Linked DNA regions of Homo sapiens: region 1 is linked to region 2. The links are chromatin contacts, found by Hi-C or POLR2A ChIA-PET in ENCODE. All regions are on one chromosome and are shown on one strand. The core of a region is the stretch at or near the end of the contact, and the rest is flanking DNA. Distances in the headings are between cores, read along the strand shown.

Region 1 (5,273 bases), core at 1,671-4,170, 540 kb before region 2:
TTTTTATTTTTAACACAGGGTCTTGCTCTGTTGCCCAAGCTGAAGTACAGTGGTGTGATCACAGCTCACTGTAGCCTTGACCTCCTAGGCCCAAGTGATCCTTGAAACTCAGCTTCCCAAATAGCTGGGACTATGGGCATGCACCACCATGCCCAGCTAATTTTTTTTTTTTTTTTAATTTTTTGTTGAGTTGGGATTTCCCTGTGTTACCCAGGCTGGTCTCAAACTCCTAGGCTCAAGCAGCCCTCTCTTGGCTTCCCAAAATGCTGGGATTAACAGGCATGAGACACTGTGCTTGGCCTGCCTTATTACTCTCTACCTATCATCTATCTGTTCATATTACCTTTTTTTCTGAATCATAGAGAATAAGTTGCAGACATAATTCTCCTTTCCTCCTAAATAGTTTCATTAGTATTACCTTAAAGAGGCATTTTGTTGGCCAGGCACAGTGACTCTTGCCTGTAATCCCAGCACTTTGGGAGGCTGAAGCGGGTGGATCACCTGAGGTCAGGAGTTCGAGATCAGCTTGGCCAACATGGTGAAACCCCGTCTCTACTAAAAATAGATATGTGTACTAAAAAGAGATACGTGTACTTCCATGGTCATTGCAGCATTATTCACAATACCTGAGATATGGAATCAACCTAAGTGTTCATCAGTGGATGAATGGATAGGAAAAATGTGGTACATATTCACATTACACACATTCACATACACAAAAAAAACCCAAAAAATTAGCTGGGCGTGATGGTGCATTCCTGTAATCCCAGCTACTTGGGAGGCTGAGGCAAGAGAGTCACTTGAACCCTGGAGGTGGAGGTTGCAGTGAGTCGAGATCACACCACTGCACTCCAGCCTGGGCAACAAGAACAAAGAAGCTCTGTCTCAAAAAAAAAAAAAAAAAAAAGGCGTTCTCTTACACAGTGCAATGATCAAAATTAGAAAAATAACAGTGATATAGTACTATTGTCTAATGTGTAAACTTTATTTCAAATTTTGCTAATTGTCACAAAGGAATTGTGTAGCAAAACAACCTCTTTTTTCTGGTCCAGAATCGAATCTAGAATCATACATTGAATTATTTAGCTATCATGTTTGTGTTTTAGTCTCCTATGATCCAGAATAGTTCTTCAGTCTTTCTTTTCTATGACCTTGGTATTTTTGAAGAGCACAGGCCAGTTATTTTGTATATATGTCCTTCAGTATGGTTTTGTCTGATGTTCCCTCATGATTAGACATATATAATCATTTAGAGTATACATTTTTGGCAGGAATACTACAGAAGTGATGTTGTATCCTTCTCAGTACAGCCTATCAGGAGGCATACAATGTCTACCCGTCCCATTACTCCTGATAACTTTGATCACTCAGGGGAGGTAGTGTCTACCAGGCTTCGCCACTGTAAAGTTACTTATTTCTATGTAACTAGTAAGTGTCATGTATGGGAGACACTTTGAGATTATGTCAATTTCTGTCTGTCTCTTAGCTGATGTTTCCAGACTGCCTTCTGCTCTTCTCATTCTACAGAGTTCATGGGTTTGCTGATGTCTCTCAGACTTTCTCACTGGCCAAGATGGCTTTGGAGACACACAGCCCCCTCACAGGATGTCCTGTAACCACCTCAAACTCAACACTGTCCTTCCTGTCTGAACCTTGTCTCCCATCCCCCATGCCACAAACCTGCCCCTCCTCCCCTATTTCCCTGGTGACAGTTCACAGCACCACCTCGCTCCAGGTCATCCATCAGCCTAGACTCCTGGCATCGCTACAGTCTCCTCCCTTCCCCTTGCAGGGCATGCACAATCAACGACCAAGTCCCATTGGTCTTAGGCTCCCAGTATTTTGTATTACTCCCGTGGTTCGGGCCATTATCTTCTCAGTCTTGGTATCCCGTCACAGTCTTCTCTGTTCTTCCTGCTCAGGATCTTGCCTTCCCTCTCATTCATTCTCCATCGTGATAGCAAAGTGAGTTTCCTAAAGCGTAGATCCCATTGTGAAGAGAAGAATAGGTGGAGTGGGTGCTGCTTAGAACCCCAGTGGCCTCCCACTGTCCTCAGATGCCAACCAACTCCTCCTTTCAGGTGAAGCCTTGCTCACTTCTCCCACTGCCCCAATTATGTTGACTTTTGCAGTTTCCTATTTTTAGTTGCCTTCTCTCCTTGAGTTTTCATGCATGAAATCTGGAGCACCCCCAACCATTTACCAGCTCTTGCTGCTGTTTTTGGATTCAGCTTAGATTTCACATCAGTCTTCATGCAGACATTCCCTGTCCCATGGGCGTGAGTTAGATGCCCTTCCCAGGTGTTCCCCTGGTACTTGTTCCAACCCTGCTGTGACCCTTTTCACATTTTGAAATGGATTATGTTTATTCTAATGCCTCCACTTTGGCTATGAGCTCCTCTAGGCCAGGAACAATGTTTTGTCCATTCCTTGTTGGGAAACTTCAACTCTCACATTATCTGGCTCCAAAACACACACTCCACAAACATTTGTTGAATGAATAAGTGGTCAGGTGGGTGGAGAGGGTGAGTGCAGGCAGGACTGTGGTATAGCTGTGGGTTTTTGTTGAACTAGGGAAAGTTACCAAGACTCTGCTGACTCAGACTTGGGTTCTGGGGACAGGTTTGCCGGTGTTTGGAGGCCAGCTGTTACAGGCCAAGGGCATCCAGGAGGAACACCAGCAAAGAGATCAAAAGAATGAAGGCAGGCCCTCGTCAGATATTCAAGGTGCTTTTGACCTAGAAGGGCTGGAACTCCAAAGGAACAGGTTTCCAAGGCCCAGGTGATTCAGATAGGGTTGGGCACCAAGGCTCAGGAAGGGGAACTACCAGATAAGAAGGCAGTCAGCAAGGCTTCTGCCCAGGTGGCCAACCACATGGCTGAAACCCTCCATTGACTTGGCAGCCAGTCCAGCCTACAGTTTCCTAGGGAACTGATGGCCAAGCAATCTGTAGCGCAACTTGGCATGGAGCCTGGGACATTTTATGAGGGCCAGATGGTTGGACTCTGTGCATTGTCAGTGTTGCAGGGTGGGCAGCTGAGGGTCTCAGAGGTAGGACTCAACACTAGGACAGGGAGTGTCTGAAGGCTGGAAACTCACATAGGTGAGAAGGACAAGAACGGAGAGTTGGAAGTCAGGAGAGCATAGAACCACAGCTTGGTGAGAGGTCCAGAGCCAGGTGTTGTTGGTTCTAAGAGTCAAGATAAGAAAGTGAGTTAAAAAGAGACTAGGAGTGACCACATAGTTAGAATCTGGGTCAAGACTATTATTCACGCCTTGAGAGCAGAAATCTGGTCTCTTTTTCTCTGCTGTCTCTGTGCTGCCGAAATCACTGCCTGGAAGAAAATAAGAGTCAGGTCAGACTGAGTCAGGAATCTCAAGGGGTTACTTGAAGGTCAGGGCTTGATCATGGAAGAATGAGCTCTTTCCACCCAAGGAGGTAGACATAGTTCCAATGAGAAAACTGACCATACATTTTTAAAGTTTATTTATTTATTTATTTGTTCATTTATTTATTTCTGAGACAGAGTCTTGCTCTGTTGCCCAGGCTGGAGTGCAGTGGCACAATCTTGGCTCACTGCAACCTCCGCCTCCCAGATTCACACTATTCTCCTGCCTCAGCCTCCCGAGTAGCTGGGACTACAGGCACCCACCAACATGCCCACAACATGCTAATTTTTGTATTTTTAGTAGAGACGGGGTTTCACCATATTGGTCAGGCTGGTCTTGAACTCCTGATCTCGTGATCCACCCGCCTTGGCTTCCCAAAGTGTTGGGATTACAGGCGTGAGCCACCGCGCCCAGCCTATTTATTTTTAAGACAGGGTCTCATTCTGTCACTCAGGCTGGAGTGCAATGGTATGATCATGGCTTACTGCAGCCTTGACCTCCTGGGCTTAGGTGATTCTCCTGCCTCAGCCTCCCAGTAGCTGGACCACAAGCGCATGCCACCATGTCCAGCTAATTTTTTGTAGAGATGGGGTTTTGCCATGTTGCCCAGGCTGGTCTCAAACTCCTGGGCTCAAGAGATCCACCTGCCTTGGCCTCCCAAAGTGTTGGTATTACAGGCGTAAGCCTGGGATTACAGATTGTGCCCGGCCTTTTTAGTTTACTTGCTAGGATTAATACCTAAGTGGAACATTGATGGTAGAACAAAACAAAACACAAGGAAAAAACATTGAAATAATCCTGGTACTAGGGATAAGGTAATCTTTGCTAAGGGCTAGATTCCCCAGCACCTTGGACACCCTAGCCCAGGTGTGAGAAGGCGGGGCAGCTTGTTGGGTGTGTTCCATTGCTAAACTGACCTGGAGCAGGGAGGAGGCTTCAGGGTGGGAAGCCGAGGGACCGGAAATGAACCTCTAGAACTGACTTGCCCTGAGAAGGCAAGAAGTGACAGAAACAAAACCTAATCAACAGATATTTTCTGTCTCGATCTTACTCAGCAGATACTTAGATTGAAGTAGTTCAGAGCATGCACACGGGCAGGCTGAGTTATGTAGCAGGGAGGGGAAACCATTTGTCATACGTAGTTGTAGATGAGTGCAAAATGCTCCATGGGTTGGATTTTTTCCTGGTGGCAGCTAGAACTAGGATGTAGGCACACCTGGGCAGTGATTGGAGGGGCTGTCGGACAAGGAGAAAGTCCTGGACTGCTCATAGTCCGCAACCTGGACTAGAAGTTCAGGCAGTAAACTCCAGCCACCAGCAACAGGAGCTCTGGGCTCTGAGGCTCCTGGTGGCTTTAGGCAGGAAGCCTGTTACACATGGGGCCTGGGGCCAGCCCTGTGTCTATGTTTAGGGAGCAGGGAGAGGACTAGGGTGGAGGCAGGCATGTGAAGGCAAGGGAATGGCCACGGAGGTGGCTCAGGCGTGTCATTTCCTCTAGTCTCATCAATGACTCTACATGATCCAAGGCTTCCCATCATCATCATCATCACCATCATCATCACCATCATCCAAGTGCCATGTATGAATCACTTCCTATTTGTTCAATTACCTCACTCACAAAACTCTGTAAGTCAGGAATTATTATTATTCCCAGAAGGGGAAACTGAAGCTCAGTGAGGTTAAGCGACTTGCCAAAGGTCATACACCTAAGAAGTGGTAGAGCCACACTCTGGATCGAGGACTAATGGATCCCAAACTCTAGTAGCAGCTTAGAGGGTTAGGAGCACAGACTGTGGAAACAGACGCGCTACTTGCATGGCTGTGGACAACTCTGTGACTCAGTTTTCTCACCTGTGAAATGGGGATGATGGTGATAAGAGAG
Region 2 (5,464 bases), core at 2,965-5,464:
GTGGGTGGATCACCTGAGGTCAGGAGTTCGAGACCAGCCTGGCCAACATGGTGAAACCCCATCTCCACTAAAAATGCAAAATTAGCCAGGTGTGGTGGTGCATGCCTGTAATCCCAGCTACTCGGGAGGCTGAAGCAGTAGAATCACTTGAACCCAGGAGGCGGAGGTTGCAGTGAGCCGAGATCATGCCATTGCACTCCAGCCTGGGCAACAAGAGCAAAACTATCTCAAAAAAAAAAAAAAGAAAAAGAAAAAAAGAAATACTATGGTTCTAATACTTGTGTTCATTTGTCAATTAGATGTATGGCACTATTAATTTCAGTTTAATTCAGTTTAGTACATGTTTTTCGAGTACCTACTGTGTACAAGGAACTGTGTGGGGTACCTTCTGAGCACTTCACCTGCTCTCCAGAGATGCCTACTGAGTGTTTCATTGCAGAAAAGAAGTGCTATGGCATGTTGGAAGAAGGGGGACTCATATCTAGCTTTGGTCTGTTGAACCAAATAAACAGATCTGTTTGTTCTTCCCTACTAGATCTTAGTGCTCACAGAAAAAGGGCTGTCATTCACTTTGTATACCCAGTATCTGGGAGGTGCTTGGCACATGGTGGGTAACCAACAAATATCTGTTAAATGGATCACATTGGGTGAGCACAAAGATGTGATGGAAATCTGTGAGGCGGGCAGAGGAAAGTGTAGGGCTCTTGACTGTCAGTGATGGATGTGAGGATACTTCTGGTAAGGAGACTATTGTGTAGGCTCAGACACCCGCAGGAGGGCAACCAGAAGTTCAGCATGGGTGAGCCCAGGGATTCCCTTGCCAGGGTTAGCAAACTAGGGTCCACAGGCCAACCACATCCATTCATGTACCTGTGGTCTCTGGCAACTCTTGTGCCACGTCAGCAGAGATGAGTAGATGCAGCAGAGAGGAGTTGCGGTGTATAGATAGCCTGGTAAGCCGAAAAGACTTAGTATTTGTTTCTTTATGGAAAGTGTTTGCTGAACTCTGCCATAGAGGCACAGAACAAAAATGAGCGCAGTTACCTTAGGGGGCCCCATTGCAAAGTGACGATGCATACTTGGTTCTCTTTTGATCAGGAGACGACTGACCTGATTGGAGATATGTAAGGTTTAGGAAAGTTGACATGAGAATGATTCAGTGGACTGGAGCTTTTGGGAAAGGGACCAAGTATGAGAAAACCAATTAGGAGTATATTACAGCCATCTGTTCAGGCATCATTGAAGAAAGAGCATCATTTTGAGTCTTATCTAAGCGTTGGGGTTGGCAAGTATTACCTCCTAGGCCAGAAAGCCTTGTCCTTCTCCCAGTCCCAGTTCATGTCACTAGATTGGGGGTCCACCTCACAGCTCCAGAAACCTCAGGTCAACCCCACCCAATCGGTCACATGCTAACTTCCTCTCTGGTGATCTTTGCACAAACATATAACTCACAGCATGGTGTCTGGTTCTTGCTGACATCAACTTTGTAACTGTTTTCAGATTATTTTTTCTTTTCTCCACAGTAACTCTCAGGCTTCTTGAGGTCAGAACCATGCATTCTTGTTTTGCTGCCACCTCCCCACCTGCCTGCCCCTCATGCTGTGTCGAGTCCGCATGTGAGAAATAAGATGAGAGTCACTGGCAGCAAAGTGAGTGCCGACATTTAAATATGGAAGCAAGTCTGGGGCCCCAGACTCCAAGCGCCTAGTACCTGTGGCCTTGCTCACTGTTTTTCATATGCTGTCCTCTGGTCTTGTTTGTAAAGTGACCTGTTGCACAACCTGTCAGTACCCTGAAGGTCAGTGACTGTGTCCACACCTCTTTGTGTTCTCGGTGGTTAGCATAATATTTTTAACATAACGGACTCTTTTTAAATGTTTGGTGATGACACAGTCACTGAGCAGGATGTGCTGTAAGAAGAAAACATACTCTCCCTCATTCTGTGAATTAGTCAGAATATATCAGGTTAATAACGGTAAGAGCAAGCTTCTGTTGGTCTGATGCACCAGCATCTATTGGATCAAGCAATTAAACCCATGTCAGTCATTTTGGTACAATAGAACTAAAATTAGACACAGCATAAATACAATCAAGACGTGAGCACGTTTCCCAGCATTAGCCTTACGATGACAAAGGCAAATGCAGAAGTGTGCGAACTTCCAGGACAGGTCCGGAGATGGCTGTTCCAGAGAAGAGCCAGGGTGGATGGCAGGAAGCGGCAGCTGGGATGGAACCTCCAGTCCATATGTGGCACCTCTTTTACATCTTCATCGTAAGCGCTACCAGGAGTTTGAAATGCAAAAGTTTTAGAAATATAAACCAGGCTTTACTTAGTAATATTCATTAATGACCTAAACCAAGAGAGAATCTCCTACTTAATGAAGTGATTAATTAGCTCTGGGAATTGAAGTCGAAAACAGAAGACTAATTGATTAATAGATTACTGTGTTCATTTTTCTTCCTTTCGTGGAAAGGAGCCAGAATTTGGTCCATGCCAGGTTTGCTGCTTTGGGCTAGCACCATGCTGCCTGGAATCTGTTCTCGCCTTTCCCACGTAGCCTGTCTGCTTCCCATCCTCATGCCTTTCTTCCTGCCCTCTCCACAGGTGGAAGGCCTTCCGTTTAAAACCTTGCTCTTTCAGGCTCAGCACGCATCTCATCCCCAGGATGGATTTGCGCTCTTCTGACACTACCGAGCTCTCCTTTAAGTCACCGTTTTACCTAATCAATACCATACGGCTTAGCATTTAATTTTTCTTATTGCTTTATGTGTGGAATAATGGAAAAGAATTAAAAGATTGAAAAACCAAACACCCACCTCACTCCACATTAGGTGTGTCAAATCTGAGCTGATGAGAGGCCTTCCCCACCACAGCTCTGAGCACCAAATGAGATGATGTAGGGAAGATTCCTTATAAACTAAAAAGTGCCGCACAACATTTAGTTATTGGCACCGTCTTTTTTATATATTAATCTTAACTTCTCTACTATATTTGTAATTAAAATCTCCAGCCAAAAGTCAGCAAATTTTTCTTTTTTTTTTTTTTGAGACAGTCTCACTCTGTCATCCGGGCTGAAGTGCAGTAGGCTCATCTCACTGCAACCTCTGCCTCCTCAGCTCAAACGATTGTTCTGCCTCAGCCTCCCGAGTTGCTGGGACTACAGGCGTAGTCTGCAGTCTGCCTAGCTAATTTTTTTTTTTTTTTTTTTTTTTTTTTTTTTTTTAGTACAGATAGGGTTTCACCATGGTGGCCAGGCTGGTCTTGAACTCCTGACCTCAAGTGATCCACCTGGCTCACCCTCCCAAAGTGCTGGGATTACAGATGTGAGCCACCACGCCCTGTCCAAAGTCAGCAAATTTTTTAACATTCCTTAGGAATGGGCTTTGCTCTGTGCCAATTTTAAAAAGTCAGACTTCTTCAGGTTACCTACCATCACTGTAGGTAGAAGGATAGGGAAGACCCCACATGAAACAGTTAGAGAACTTACATGATAATGGTAAGCACCTGGTGTCAGCCCAGTCTCTACGTCCCTCCTCACAGCTCCCTCAGCCCCTGGGAGTCCTCACACAGATGGCCTATGACAGCCCTCAGCCTCCAGGGGCTTCCCCAACCCACTTAGTGTTACAAAAAGAGGCAGAAGCTGATCAGAGAGGAGGTTGGGGGAATTTGGCCGTATGCTCAGAGGCATTGGTAGCTAAGTGACTTTTTCCCAGACAGGCTGGTCTCCTGTAAGAGAGAGAGAGAACTGACAGATTATGCGAGAGAATGCGGCTCCGCCACCATCAAGGTCAGAAGCCTGCCCCTACTCTCATTATGTGTTGCTAGCCAACACACTCCTTCAGTTTGTTTCCAGCTGATCATCTTTCTGTCTTCTGCATTCCCAGTTCGTAATCTGCACTCTCTTCTCTCTCCACGGGCCCCAGAGCAGATGGGTCACTTCTTTTGGTTTCAAATACAATTTAGTGGCCATCTTCCCTCCCATCTTTTTCATTAAAAAAAAAAAAAAAGTTCTAACCACTGCTTTTCTAATCACCACTGTTCTAGCCACTAGGACTTTCTGTCCTCCACAAATCTATTGCTGTTAAAATATTTGTTTTGATTGTTCCAGGTGGTAAATGTTACCTTATGGGCTTTGTTCCAGCTCGCATTACTTTTTGCAAGGAGGATACTAAGTTCTAAAACATTGAGTCATACCATGACTGAGAATAGTGAAAGTGCAAATTCTTTATTAATACAGAAGTTAAAGATGAGGTAGTCATGTAGAAGACAACCTGCGATGATTAAATAAACTATGATTCTGGTTCAGTGATTCTAATTAATCACCAGAAGTGAATAAAAATGTTACTTGTGGCCAGGCGCGGTGGCTCATGCCTGTAATCCCAGCACTTTGGGAGGCTGAAGCGGGTGGATCACCTGAGGTCAGGAGTTCGAGACCAGCCTGGCCAACATGGCGAAACCCCATCACTACTGAAAATACAAAAAATTAGGCGGGCGTGGTGGCAGCGCCTGTAGCTACTCAGGAGGCTGAGGCAGGAGAATCACCTGAACCCAGGAGGCAGAGGTTGCAGTGAGCCGAGATCGCGCCATTGCACTCCAGCTGGAGCTACAAGAGCGAAACTCCATCTCAAAAAAAAAAGTTACTTGTAATTATTTTTTTTGAAGTCTTCATGTTCTAAGTCAAGACTTAAACTGACCATTTTTTTTACAAATAGTTAATGGTTACTTGGTATGACATATTTAGAACTTACCCAGTAGTTTTTATCATCTTGACTGGTCCTCGCTATGAAAGATATTTTATAATTTCATGCCAACTTACATAAATGTAGCATTTGATTTTCAGGTAACTAAATCACTAGCTAATCAATTCTACTTATCTTCAAGTGTTATGAGGTAGATGTAAATTCCGTGAGGGCAGGGAGTCATCTGTAGGCGAATCATCTGTTTTATTCCCTGCATTATCTTTAGCATCTAAATCAGTGTTCAGCATACACTGTGGTCACTAGATAAATATTGAACAATGAATGAGTAAGCTATAGACATAAACTATAAGAAACTCATAAAAATCTTTTATAAAAATCTAGAATCATATAATGTTAAACTTCAGATGTATCTTTTTAAACCAGAGGTATAAGTAGCAAACAAATGGGAGGAATTAAAAAATTCTTTGCCTTGAATCTGAACTATCACATTCAAGGCTTAGATTTTAGTGATGACCATTTCTCATAAATGCATTAAAGTCACTTCATTAAAACTTGATTCTCAGCCGGGTGCAGTGGCGCACACCTATAATCCCAGCACTTTGGGAGGCCGAGGCAGGCAGATCACCTGAGGTCGTTCGAGACCAGCCTGGCCAACATGGTGAAACCCTGTCTCTACTAAAAATGCAAAAAAATTAGCTGGGGTGGTGGCGTGCGCCTGTAATCCCAGCTACTTGGAAGGATGAGGCAGGAGAATTGCTTGAAC

Evidence for each region. Hi-C counts contacts between places; a loop is a spot of excess contacts on that map. ChIA-PET counts read pairs that join two places held with the same protein, here RNA polymerase II (POLR2A). Pooled maps may share reads with other maps.
Region 1: a pooled map shows a loop between it and region 2 (5-fold over the local background). The contact joins two enhancer-like sites. A Hi-C loop is called at or near these places in 2 of 37 single-sample maps with no recorded cell type and 9 of 50 pooled maps. POLR2A ChIA-PET finds 5 or more read pairs at or near these places in 1 of 52 experiments (Panc1).

What each region holds. Positions count from the first base shown.
Region 1 is chr7:140,211,843-140,217,115 of GRCh38, reverse strand. No RefSeq gene overlaps it. Among named protein-coding and RNA genes, the nearest start is that of KDM7A-DT, 37 kb to the right of the region's middle. RefSeq lists enhancers at 4,504-4,573, 2,669-5,273. Within about 2 kb of position 2,920, at least 12 of the 41 ENCODE cell types and tissues checked have a DNase peak (open chromatin) inside an H3K27ac peak, as active enhancers do.
Region 2 is chr7:139,671,646-139,677,109 of GRCh38, reverse strand. The region is part of intron 2 of HIPK2 (homeodomain interacting protein kinase 2); the gene reads left to right. Among named protein-coding and RNA genes, the nearest start is that of HIPK2, 100 kb to the left of the region's middle. RefSeq lists a silencer at 4,205-4,354. Within about 2 kb of position 4,214, at least 5 of the 41 ENCODE cell types and tissues checked have a DNase peak (open chromatin) inside an H3K27ac peak, as active enhancers do.